3 separate regions of the Homo sapiens genome follow, and all the other regions are linked to region 1. A link is a contact called in ENCODE Hi-C or POLR2A ChIA-PET data. All regions are on one chromosome and are shown on one strand. The core of a region is the stretch at or near the end of the contact, and the rest is flanking DNA. Distances in the headings are between cores, read along the strand shown.

The links. Hi-C counts contacts between places; a loop is a spot of excess contacts on that map. ChIA-PET counts read pairs that join two places held with the same protein, here RNA polymerase II (POLR2A). Pooled maps may share reads with other maps.
Region 2: POLR2A ChIA-PET joins it to region 1 with 10 read pairs in GM12878. The contact joins two enhancer-like sites. A Hi-C loop is called at or near these places in 2 of 50 pooled maps. POLR2A ChIA-PET finds 5 or more read pairs at or near these places in 5 of 52 experiments (GM12878, activated CD4-positive, alpha-beta T cell, activated CD8-positive, alpha-beta memory T cell and 2 more).
Region 3: a pooled map shows a loop between it and region 1 (2.0-fold over the local background). The contact joins the promoter of HDAC1 here to the enhancer-like site in region 1. A Hi-C loop is called at or near these places in 1 of 50 pooled maps. POLR2A ChIA-PET finds 5 or more read pairs at or near these places in 5 of 52 experiments (A673, Caco-2, T-cell and 2 more).

The regions. Positions count from the first base shown.
Region 1 is chr1:32,149,769-32,153,933 of GRCh38, forward strand. The region is part of intron 1 of KPNA6 (karyopherin subunit alpha 6); the gene reads left to right. Among named protein-coding and RNA genes, the nearest start is that of TXLNA, 28 kb to the right of the region's middle. Within about 2 kb of position 1,889, at least 3 of the 41 ENCODE cell types and tissues checked have a DNase peak (open chromatin) inside an H3K27ac peak, as active enhancers do; they include A673, where a contact is called at or near this core.
Region 2 is chr1:32,404,715-32,408,879 of GRCh38, forward strand. No RefSeq gene overlaps it. Among named protein-coding and RNA genes, the nearest start is that of BSDC1, 12 kb to the left of the region's middle. RefSeq lists an enhancer at 1,412-1,491. Within about 2 kb of position 2,202, at least 2 of the 41 ENCODE cell types and tissues checked have a DNase peak (open chromatin) inside an H3K27ac peak, as active enhancers do.
Region 3 is chr1:32,290,231-32,294,395 of GRCh38, forward strand. It overlaps HDAC1 (histone deacetylase 1), which reads left to right and starts at 1,853. Exons shown (of 14, transcript NM_004964.3): 1 at 1,853-1,988. The coding sequence starts at 1,940. RefSeq lists a silencer at 1,567-1,976 and enhancers at 2,587-2,646, 2,718-3,292.

The sequences.
Region 1 (4,165 bases), core at 639-3,138:
TTTTATCTGAAAAAGTCTTTATTAATATTATTTTTAATTTAGCCCATGACCTGCTGAATTGCTTTCATTTCAAAAAGTATCTTTGTTGGATATAAAATTCTAGTTTACCAGCTTTTTGTTTTTTCCAGAACATTAAAAATGTTTTGTTGTTTTCTGACTTACGGTTTCTGACAAGAAGCTAGGCCATTCTTATCTTTGGTCTTAATAGGTCTTTATCTGGCTGCTTTTAAGATTTTATCTATCGCTGCTTTTCAAGATTTTGGTTGTGATGTGTCTTGTGATTTTCTTTGTTTTTATCTTGCTTAAGGATTAGCATAGCTTTTAGGGTTAATGGGATTAGATCTGGAAAATTTTTAGTCTTTTTTTTTTTTTTTTTTTTTTTGAGACAGGGTCTTACTCTATTGCCCAGGCTGTAGTGCAGTAGCATGATCTTGGCTCACTGCAACCTCCGCCTCCCGGGTTCAAGTGATTCTCCTTCCTCAGCCTCCCGAGTAGCTGGGATTACAGGCACCAGCTACCACGCCTGGCTAATTTTTATATTTTTAGTAGAGACAGGCTTTCACCATATTGGCCAGGCTGGTCTGGAACTCCTGGCCTCAAGTGATCCATCTGCCTCGGCCTCCCAACGTGTTGGGATTACAGGCTTGAGCCACCATGCCCTGCCAATTTTTAGTCTTTGCTTGTAAATGTTTTTCTGTCTGCCTCTCAATTTTTTTCCCCTGTGAATCCAGTTACTAATATATGAGAGCACTTGAAACCATCCTACTATCTACTGAAGTGTCATTTCTGGATCTAACTTTTGACTGATTTTTCTCCTATGGGTCACAATTTTTCTGCTGCTTAGCATGTATAGTACTTTTTGTTGTTTGTTCATTTGGAGACAGAGTCTCCCTCTGTCACCAGGCTGGAGTGCAGTAGCATGATCTCTGCTCACTGCAACTTCCACCTCCCTGGTTCAAGTGATTCTCCTGCCTCAGCCTCCCGAGTAGCTGGGACTACAGGTGCGTGCCACCAAGCTCAGCTAATTTTTGTATTTTTAGTAGAAACGAGGTTTCACCATGTTGGCCAGGATGGTCTCAATCTCTTGACCTCGTGGTCCGCCCACCTCGGCCTCCCAAAGTGCTGGGATTACAGCCGTGAGCCACCACGCCCCGGCTGTTTTTGTTTTTTAGAGACAGGGTCTCACTCTGTTGCCCAGGCTGGAGTACAGCGGTGCAGTCATAGCTCACTGCAGCCTTGAAGAACTCCTAGGTTCTTCAAGCTATCCTCCCACCTCAGCCTTCCAAAGTGCTGAGATTTATAGGCATGAGCCACCATGCCTGGCTCTGGCCCATAATTTTTAATTGGATTCCAAGCATTGTGAATTTTGTTTTTAGTGTCTGGATTTTGTTGTCTTTTTTTTAAAGGATGTAGGGCGTTTTATAGGTGTTCTGTTTTAGCAGTGTAAGGCTCGTTTTTAAGCTTCATGAGTAGCCTTTTCTGGGAATAGTTTAATCCCACTACTAAGCCATAGCCCTTCTTAGGGTCTCTACTATGCCCTAAGTGATCAGGGAGAAATCCCCATTCAGATTTGTCTAAAGTCTCTCAGCCCTGTGCGAGCTCTGGGAACTGCTGAGCTTACATACAGCTTCTCAGTTGCCCTTTGTGTGACTCATGGAGCTTCACCCAGCATGTATGCATCCTTAGTCTTCAGCAAAGATTTAGGGAACCCCAAACAGATTTCCCAATTTTTTTTTTCTGCCTATTTCTCTCCTCGCTGGAATGCTGTCTCAGTGTTTTCAGCCACCTCAGTCTCACTGAAGTCTCTAGTCTCTCCTCCACTGGTGAGATTTCCGTGGTGCTGTTTGGGACCCCTCTTCTGCTATAGAATGTGCCTCTGGGCAGAAAGCCAAGGAGACAAGTAGAGCTCACTTAATTCGTTTCCCTCTTGGAGAATCACAATTCTGCATTGCTGTTGCCCGATGTCTGAAACAGTTTATAGCAACAGGGGAAATCCTATCCCTCTTATTCCATCATGGCTGGAAGTGGAAGTGATAACTATATTAATATCCAACAAAAGAAAAAGGGCAACAAAGGGCATTGTTAAGGAATAATTTGGCTCACTTTATAACAAACTTCTATTCACAGTCAAGATACAACAGTTCTAAATTTGTATGCTTCTAATGAAATAGTATTAAAATACATAAAGCAAAATTAAACTACGGGGTAAAATGGCTACATTCACTATCAATAAGGAAAACATTAGTGAAGTGAAACATTAATAGAAGATTTGAACAACATGATGGGCATGGTGGCTCATGCCTATAATCCCAGCACTTTGGGAGGCTGAGGCAGGGGGATTGTTGAGGACAGGAGTTCAAGACCAGCCTAGACGATATAGTGAGACCCCCATCTCTACAAAAAAAACGTAAAGATTAGCCACTCATGGTAGTACGAGCCTGTAGTCCCAGCTACTCAGGCTAAGGCAAGAGAATTGTTTTAGCCCTGGAAGTTGAGGCTGTGGTGAGCTGTGATCGTGCACTGCACTCCAGCCTAGGCAATAGAGGGAGGCCCTATCTCAAAAAATAATGAATAAATAAAGAACAACATGATGACAACTTAATTTAATGGACATGATATTCAGAAAGCCATGCACAATAATTTAAGAATACAGATTCTTCTCAAGCACACATGGGACACTTATGTAAATTGAATAAATCAAAAGTAATTAGATATTTAGGACTGAATTACAATACAAATATTAATTTGAAGGAAATTTATAAGCCTTAGAAAGGTAATATAGAAGTATAGTGTGGGGCCAGGCACGGTGGCTCACACCTGTAATCCCAGCACTTTGGGAGGCCGAGGCAGGTGGATCACGAGGTCAAGAGATCAAGACCATCCTGGCTAACATGGTGAAACCCCATCTCTACTAAAAATAGAAAAAATTAGCCAGACGTGGTGGCGGGCGCCTGTAGTCCCAGCTACTCGGGAGGCTGAGGCAGGAAAATGGCGTGAACCCAGGAGGCGGAGCTTGCAGTGAGCCGAGATGGCGCCATTGCACTCCAGCCTGGGCAACAGAGGGAGACTCTGTCTAAAAAAAATAAAAATAAAAATAAAAAAAATTAGCCCTGCGTGCACACCTGCAATCCCAGCTGCTTGGGAGGCTGAGGCAGGAGAATCACATGAACCCAGGAGGCGGAGGGTTGCAGTGAGCCAAGATCGCGCCACTGCACTCCAGCCTGGGTGACAGAGTGAGACTCCATCTCAAAAAAAAAAAAAAAAAAAAAAGTATAGTGTGAACATTTAATTACTTAGATATACAACTTAAATTAGAAAAAATGTAGAAAGGGGATAGAAATCATATAGTAGAGAAGACTCAATGAAGCTAAAACTTGGATCTTGCAAAAGACTAAAATAAAAATAGTCAAGTCTCTGGTAAAGGTTCTCAGGAACAAAAGAGGGCACAAATAAGACAATATTAAGGATGAAGAAAGTACACAGTCACAGATAACTGATTTAAAAGAACGTGAACAGGCCAGGCGCAGTGGCTCATGCCTGTAATCCCAGCACTTTGGGAGGCCGAGGCAGGCAGTTCACCTGAGGTCAGGAGTTCGAGATCAGCCTGGCCAACATGGTGAAACCCCGTCTCTACTAAAAATACAAAAATTAGCCGTATTAGGCGTGGTGGCAGGCACCTGTAGTCCCAGCTACTCAGGAGGGTGAGGCAGGAGAATCATTTGAATCTGGGTGGCATAGGTTGCAGTGAGTCAAGATGGTGCCATTGCACTCCAGCCTGGGCAACAAAAGTGAAACTCTGTCTCAAAAAAAAAAAAAAAAAAAGAAGAAAAATATTTAAAAATACAGAAACAAACATTTTTCACAGAAGGGGAAACATATAGCTAATAACAACATGAAATCTAACCTCATTAGTAATCTGGGATATGCAAATAATCATCTCTGTGAAATACTTTATGACACCCAGTAGATTGTCAAAAGTATTGGTCAAGATATTTGTCAGTGGCAGTACTATGGAAGACAACTTTGGCACTAGCTGGTCAAGTTAACATTTATTTACCTACAACTGAGTAATTCACTGCTTAGAACAGCAGTTCTTGGCTGGACGTGGTTGCTCATGCCTATAGTCCCAGCACTTTGGGAGGCCAAGGCAGGTGGATCACCTGAG
Region 2 (4,165 bases), core at 952-3,451, 260 kb after region 1:
TCCCCATTTGCTGCCAAACACATATACTCTGTGTTTTGAACTTAGACTTGCTTCCCAATTAGCATAAAGTAGCTACCACTTCTGTAATTAAAAACACTGTTTTAATTACTCTCCAAAGAAGGCATCCAAAGCCTTGACGACTGTCCTCCGGCTCTCAGAATTCCTGCTTAGGAATCTGCAATCCATCACTGAATGGTGAAGTTAATCTCCCTATAAAACCACCTAGAGACGATAGTGGCAGAAAGGGAGAAGAAAGAGAAGCAAAAGTATTTGAAATATGTAAATATCTACATCAAGGAAAGAAATTCAAGTAGAGACTATAATCCGCCCCCCCCCCATATAAAGCAGTCTAAGGCTGATCTTGTATTTATGACTTTCCTTCTTTACTATCTATTCTAGGTTCCATCTGCCTTCAGTCAGCAACAGATGTTCAAGTTATTTAGCCACAGGAGAGACCCACCCCTTCATTCCTGAGCTATCTGTGGCCTAGAAGATCCTTTTGTATAGAATTGCAGTAGTTTTGCCGTGACTTTGATCACAGAATATTGCAGTAGTTGTAGGATCCTTAGGAAATATAGCAAAGTCTATCACTAAACCTCCCTGCCTCCACTCAGTGGTAACAACCTATTTCCGCTTGGTAACTAGAGTATAAAATTCTAGAAAATGGCCGGGCGTGGTGGCTCACGCCTGTAATCCCAGCACTTTGGGAGGCCGAGGTGGGCGGATCGCGAGGTCAGGAGATCGAGACCATCCCGGCTAAAACGGTGAAACCCCGTCTCTACTAAAAATACAAAAAAATTAGCCGGGCGTAGTGGCGGGCGCCTATAGTCCCAGCTACTTGGGAGGCTGAGGCAGGAGAATGGCGTGAACCCGGGAGGCGGAGCTTGCAGTGAGCCGAGATCCCGCCACTGCACTCCAGCCTGGGCGACAGAGCGAGACTCCGTCTCAAAAAAAAAAAAAAAAAATTCTAGAAAATATCTTGATTTTTTTTTTTTTTTTGGCCTGTCTGTTCAGTGGCAGGAGATACTCAAAAAGGTTGAGTGGCAATTTCAACTTCCAATTTGTTGAAAATTTGTGTCACGTGATGGAGGCATTTCTCTCTTAGACACTAAAAGCTTTTAACATACCTCCCCTCCCTACAGTCATAGAGTCAAGAAGCAAATAACTTATGAGTGAGTCAAAAAGTTTCACTGTGGGCTGGGCTCAGTGGCTCACACCTGTAATCGCAGCACTTTGGGAGGCTGAGGCAGATGGATCGCTTGAGGCCAGGAGTTTGAGACTAGCCTGGGCAACATGGCAAAACCTTGTCTCTAAAAAATACCAAAAAAAAGTTAGCCAGGCATAGTGGCTCACACCTGTGGTGCTAGCTGAGGCAGGAGAATCAGTTGAGCCCGGGAAGTGAAGGTTGCAGTGAGCCAAGATTGCACCACTGCACTCTACCCTGGGTGACAGAGGGAGACCCTGTCTCCAAAAAAAAAAAAAAGTCTAAGTGTGAAAGAAACCACTCCTACACACAGCTCTTGGTTTCTGAACTATGTATCTGGCTAAGGAAGAAATGGTACACTGGTTCAGAGCATATACTGCATCCTTTTAACAGTGCTGTATCTCACAGGGTGCTATCTAACAGCTGGTAGATTACCTGGACCTTCAGTAGGTTTTGCCACCACTCTAGAAGGCTGGCTGATGGAGCTCAGGTTAGTGAATCCTCTGGTGTCTGCTCACTCTCACTTCTTTTCTTGTGAAGTGAATTTCATGGTCAGAAACAATATTGTGTGGGACACTAAGACTGTGTATTAAGTCCATAGATGGAGGTTCTGAGAGAAGAATGAGAAGCAGGGAAAGGAAATTCAAACCCAGAGTAAGCACTGTCACCGGTGAGACAAATTGTTCCTTCTTCACAAGGGACATGGTCCTATGTAATTGATCTGCCACCAGATAGTTGGTTTGTTCCCTCAAGGTATGACATCACATCAAGAGTCCAGGACTGTTTGCTCCTGTAGGCAAACAGGGCATCAGTAGGTCAGTAGTGGTGGTTGCCAGGACGGCCTTGGACAGGGATGTCCCTGTTCTTGGGCCTATGCATAATTTCCACTCCTGTCACTATCGTCCTTTGTCCATGAACCCATTGAACAAGAACTGGACTGGCTGGTGGAAAAGGCCATCTAGTTAATATCCACAGAACAGATCTGCTGATTAGTGAAAGCTTCCTGCACAGCGGGGGCCCATGGTGAGCAATCATTTGGCACACCTGCTGTCTCATGATCTGTGACCATTCCAGGAAATCCACCTTTCCCAAACCTCTTTGTCATTAACTTGCAATCTTTTAAGATGCTGAGCTACTCACACTATTTGTCATTGGCTCGTGAACTGGTATAGATCCTGACCTCAGGCCATTTTTCCTACCAGGCAAAGTGGACAATGAAATGCACTGCTTACAGTTCTGCCTATTGAGGAATTTCCTTCTCCAGCATCCTTTGGGGCCATATAACCATTTTCATAAAACTGTTTCTTGCTCTTTCAGAATCTGCCATCTGAAAACCAGGCTCTCATATAATTTTTTCTTTACAGTGGAGCCTTGTCACAATCATTTACATAGTCATGAATATTCTAATGGCTGGGTCTATTTCAGCGGGTCTATCCTTGTTTCTCTCTCCCAAACTTTTTTTGTTGTTGTTGAGACAGGATCTCACTCTGTTGCCCAGGCTGGAGTGCAGAGGTGTCATCTCTGCTCACTGCAACCTCCACCTCCCAGGTTCAAGTGATTTTTGTGCTCCCACATCCTGAGTAGCTGGAATTACAGGCGTGACCACCAAGCCTGGCTAATTTTTGTGTTTTTTGGTAGACACAAAGGTTTCGCCATGTTGGCCAGGCTGGTCTAGAATTCCTGACCTCAAGTGATCTGCCTGCCTCGGCCTCCCAAAATGCTGGGATTACAGGCATGAGCCACCGTGCCCATCCTCTCCTAAACTTTTTATTCTCTCATCTTGCTTCCTTCAGTAACCATGGCCTGTGATTCAATGTTGATTCTGATTTCAAGACATCTCTGCCTCGAGACAGTGGAAAACCACATGCCTTGCTCCAACTGCCACCAAGAAGAGTTCCTTTCTCTGCTATCCTTCAGAGTGACCTTGCTCAGGCCATGACAGTCCATTTCTGGCTCATACCAGCACATTGTACAGAGCCATGCATAACAGTTCACACTCGTTTCCTCCCATGTCGCCTGGGTTGGAGTCTCTGGAGCAGTGTGCAGGAATGGGTACTGGGAGTAAGAACAGCCTGCTCATTGCACCTTCAGGGCTGTTTAGGCCACATTCTCTATGGGCCACTTTCACTTGAGAATTACTGAGTATTGGCGATCAGAAAACACCCAATTCATGATGGGCAGCTCAGGTTGCAACGTCACCTAGTGCTCTATGGTCAAGCATTCAGCCTACTAGAACTATTAGGAAAATCCTAGTAGCTACTACTAGGGCAAGGATGTCATCGAAGAGTACTTCAAATGCGATAATGAACAAATAAAACTTTGGTTCATGTTCTTTAAAAAAAAAAAAGTAGCTACTAGCTACGAGTAGCTACTACTACTAAAACTCAGGAGCTATTTCTCAAAAGAAAAATACTCAGTATGAATGAGGAACGGCTAACAGCTTTGCCTCCAAACTTTGAGGGCCTCTATGGTGATCCCTCTACCAATGTTTGCAATAGGCTCAGTATGGCATCATTTCCCTCAGACGCTTTTTTTTTTTTTTTGAGGCAGAGTTTCACTCTTAGTTGCCCAGGCTGGAGTGCAATGGCACGATCTCGGCTCACTGCACCTTCCGCCTCCCAGGTTCAAGCAATTCTCCTGCCTCAGCCCCCTGAGTAGCTGGGATTACAGGCACCCGCCACCATGCCCAGCTAATTTTGTATTTTTAATAGAGATGGGGTTTCTCCATCTTGGTCAGGCTGGTCTTGAATTCCTGACCTCAGGTGATCCATCTGCCTCGGCCTCCTAAAGTGCTGGGATTACAGGTGTAAGCCACCGCACCTGGCCTTCCCTCAGACACTTTGACTGTGGATCTGTTCAGCTGTCAGGGCCAAATTGCTGAGCCTGGACCAGTTGGAGAGGCATCCTCTCTAACTCTGTGCCTTACTCAAACCTGGAGACTGGCAAATAGTTAGAAGGAGT
Region 3 (4,165 bases), core at 603-3,102, 140 kb after region 1:
GCTGGAACTACAGGAGCGCGCCCCCACACCTGGGTAATTTTTCTATTTTTTGTAGAGATGGGGTTTTGCCATGTTGCCCAGGCTGGTCTCGAACTCCTGAGCTCAAGTGATCCACCCATCTTGGCCTCCCAAAGTGCTGGGATTACAGGCGTGAGCCACTGTGCCCAGCCTCTTGTTGACTGTAGGACCACAAGTTGGCGGCTAACTTAGAGCAATGTTTGGCACACAGGAAGCACTCATTAAATATTGACATTATTGTAGTTATTTTAATAGCCCAGCATTGCACTTTTAGGTCTTTCAGCTTTCAGTGATGATCAGTTGATAATTGATGATCTGGTGGAGTGGTTCTTAATGGTAGAGTTGGGGGCAATTTTACACTCCCTTACACCCCACTAATCTTCCCCCCAACCCAATGGTAAAGCTATTGCACAGTACTTGGCAATGTCTAGAGACAATTTTGGTTGTCACAGCCTGGGGGGAAGGTGCTACTGGCATCTAGTGGGTAGAGGCTAAGGATGCTGCTTAATTTTTTTTTTTTTTGAGACAAGAGTTTCACTCTAGTTGCCCAGGCACAGAACAGCTTCACAGAAGCTGTTAATGCACAGAATAGCTTCCTACAAAAAAGCATTACCTGGCCCAAAATGTCATTAGCTACCAGGCTGAGAAACCTGCCCTCCTAGGCCGGGCGCTGTGGCTCACGCCCGTAATCTCAGCATATTGGGAGGCCGAGGTGGGCGGATCCTGAGGTCAGGAGTTCGAGACCACCTGGACCAACACGGAGAAACCCAGTCTCTACCAAAAATACAAAATTAGCCGGGCATGGTGGCACATGCTTGTAATCCCAGCTACTCGGGAGGCTGAGGCAGGAGAACCGCTTGAACACAGAGGCAGAGATTGTGGTGAGCCGAGATCACACCATTGCACTCCAGCCTGGGCAACTAGAGCGAAACTCTTGTCTCAAAAAAAAAAAAAAAAAAAAAAACAGGGAAAGAAAAGAAAGGAAACCTGCCCTCCTATCATAGGATAATCCCATTTCCTCCTGTCTAAAGAGACGCCTACTTAGTCATCCTGGGTGACTGCATCAGGGAGGTAGATTTTGGAGTCTGAAAGGCTGGGTTCTGTCACTTTGTTACAGTGCCTCTGGTGCAAAGAAAGCATTTTAAAAACCCTGTACAATTAAAAAATTGAATTTAATTACTTTGTGTAACTTTGAATAATTCACAGAAGTCTGAACTTCTTTATCCTGTCCTGTAAAATGGAGGTAAAAAGCCCTTGGCCGAGAGCTGTTTTGAGGAAAAACTGAAATAACATTGGTAAAGTGTCGCACAGTACTTGGCACACAGCAGCCCCTCGACAAACATTAGCTTTCTTTCCCTTTCTTGTCGGTTTCTTCCTCTCCAAACCCGCGTGTTGCTTTTCTTTTTAATTATTTTTCTGTAGCCCTCCTTTGCGGCCACAAACTCGCTTTCTAACCCAGGTTCAGCCCTTTTATTGGCTGAGTGACCTTGTGCAAGTCACTTTTCCCCTGTAGGCCTCGGTTTATTCTCCGTAAAATCAGAAAGTTGGCCTCCGATCTCCAAGCACGCTTTTCACGACGAAGTGGGACTGTTAAGTTTACAGAGCTGCTTTCCTCCCCCGGGACTGATGGTACGGTCCCCGGGCGGCTCCCCACCCATCTGTCGCAGACCTTGGTACAGGCCCAGGGGGCCCTCGGCGGCCTCTCCGGGCTGCCCTTGCCCCCTGCCGAGTTCCGGGCCCGTGTCTGCGCAAGCTGATTGGCTGGAGCGGTGCCCGGGCTGCGCGGCTATAGGTGAGCCCAGGAGGGGACGGGCGGGGCGGGCCGGAGGCCCGCCCCCTCCCCCCTGGGTCGGACGCTGAGCGGAGCCGCGGGCGGGAGGGCGGACGGACCGACTGACGGTAGGGACGGGAGGCGAGCAAGATGGCGCAGACGCAGGGCACCCGGAGGAAAGTCTGTTACTACTACGACGGTGAGCACCGTCCTCGCGGCGGGGGCGGGGCCAGGCCGGGCCGGACCGGGAACCTGGAGGCTGAGGCTGGAGCGCCGATGGGAGGCTGCGGGAGGCTGAGGCGCTGGGGAGAGGCTCGGAGAGGAGGCTGCGAGGGGGAAGTCGAGGCTGAGGGAGGAGGCTGCGAGGAAGGGAGATCGAGGCTGAGACCAAGAGGGGATCGCGTGGGGGAAGCGTGAGGTAATCTTGATGGGAAGATTCTGAGGAAGTCTGATGTGGAGAGTTTGAGTGGGACTCCTAGAGGGGAGGGTGCGTCGGAGCGGGGAGGCTGAATCTGATGGAGACGGCTGCAAGGATACATTTTCTTGCCGAGAACCCAAAGCTCTTCCCTGCCCCGTCCCTTCCTCATCTTTTCTGGGGGAAGAGTCCTGCACGACTGGTTGCCCGCCTCCCCTCCCCCAGCCTCTGAGCGGGGCCTGCGGTTGCTACTGCGACGTGGGGCGCCAGGGGTTGCAAGGAGAAGGATGCAACCTGTTAAAACAGACTTCTCACTTAATCTCTCAAGCAGGTTACTGTGTTCGAGGAAGTGTTGAGGGGCTGGGGCCGTGGGGTTGATCGGGTCACCCTTCCCAGTGACCGAAGTTCTCTCCGTGTCAGAGCTCAGAGTGTTAGGGGAGCACAGAGAAGAGGCACCGAACTCCACCTGAGGAGTCAGCGAAGGAGGGGACATCTTAGTTAGGACCTGAAGAACAGGAGTTCTTAGCCAGGCACAGGGAAGGCAAAGATAACAGCAAGTTTCAGAGGCAAGAGAGAGGACAGGACCTTTGAAAAACAGGCATTTGGCCGGGCGTGGTGGCTCACGCCTGTAATCCCAGCACTTTGGGAGGCCGAGGCTGGTGGATCACCTGAGGTCAGGAGTTCGAGACCAGCCTGGCCAACATGGTGAAACCCCGTCTCTACTAAAAATACAAAATTAGCCGCGCATGGTGGTGTGCGCCTGTAATCCCAGCTACTCTGGAGCCTAAGGCAGGAGAATCCCTTAGAACCCGGGAGGCAGAGGTTGCAGTGAGCTGAGATCGTGCCACTGCACTCCAGCTTGGACAACAGAGCGAGGCTCTGTCTTAAAAAAAAAAAAAAAAAAAGATGTAAATAGGGACCGGACCATGAAGGGCTGGGCATGCTGTCCCAAGGAAGTTGGACTTTATTGAGGGCACTTGTGAGTGATTCAAGTTTTATGCAGGTTATTGACATCATCAGGTTTATACCTTAGAAATTAAAGTAATGGGGGCCAGGTGCAGTGGCTCACACCTCTCTAATCCCAGTACTTTGGGAGGCTGAGGCAGGCAGATCACTCGGGGCCAGGAGTTCAGGACCAGCCTGGCCAACACGGTGAAACCCCATCTCTACTAAAAATACAAAATTTAGGCTGGGCACGGTGGCTCACGCCTGTAATCCCGGCACTTTGGGAGGCTGAGGCGGGCGGATCATGAGGTCAGGAGTTCAAGACCAGCCTGACCAACATGGTGAAACCCTGTCTCTACTAAAAATACAAAAATTACCCGGGTGTGGTGGTGCGCACCTGTAATCCCAGCTACTCAGGAGGCTGAGGCAGGAGAGTCGCTTGAACCCAGGAGGCAGAGGTTGCAGTGAGCCAAGATTGCACCGCTGCACTCCAGCCTGGGCAACAGGGTGAGACTCCATCTCAAAAAAAAAAAAAAAAATTAGCGAGGTGTGGTGGCACATGCCTGTAGTCCCAGCTACTCAGGAGGCTGAGGTGCGAGAGTTGTTTGAACCTGGGAGGCAGAGGTTGCAGTGGGCTGAGATCTCACCACTGCACTCCGTCCTGGGCAACAGAGCGAGACTTCGTCTCAAAAAAAAAAAAAACAAAAAAATTCAGATTGTAGGGGTAAGGAAGAAGGCATGGATCCCAAGTTCCTGGTGTGGGCAGTATTTTTTATTTTTTGAGATGATGTCTAGCTCTGTCACCCAGGCTGGAGTGCAGTGGCTTGATCTCGGCTCACTGCAACTGCAACCTCCACCTCCCAGATTCAAGGGATTCTCCTGCCTCAGCCTCCTGAGTAGCTGGGATTACAGGCGTGCGCCACCATGCCTGGCTAGTTTTTGTATTTTTATTAGAGATGGGGTTTCACGATGTTGGCCAGGCTGGTCTCAAACTGACCTCCAGTGCTCCATCTGCC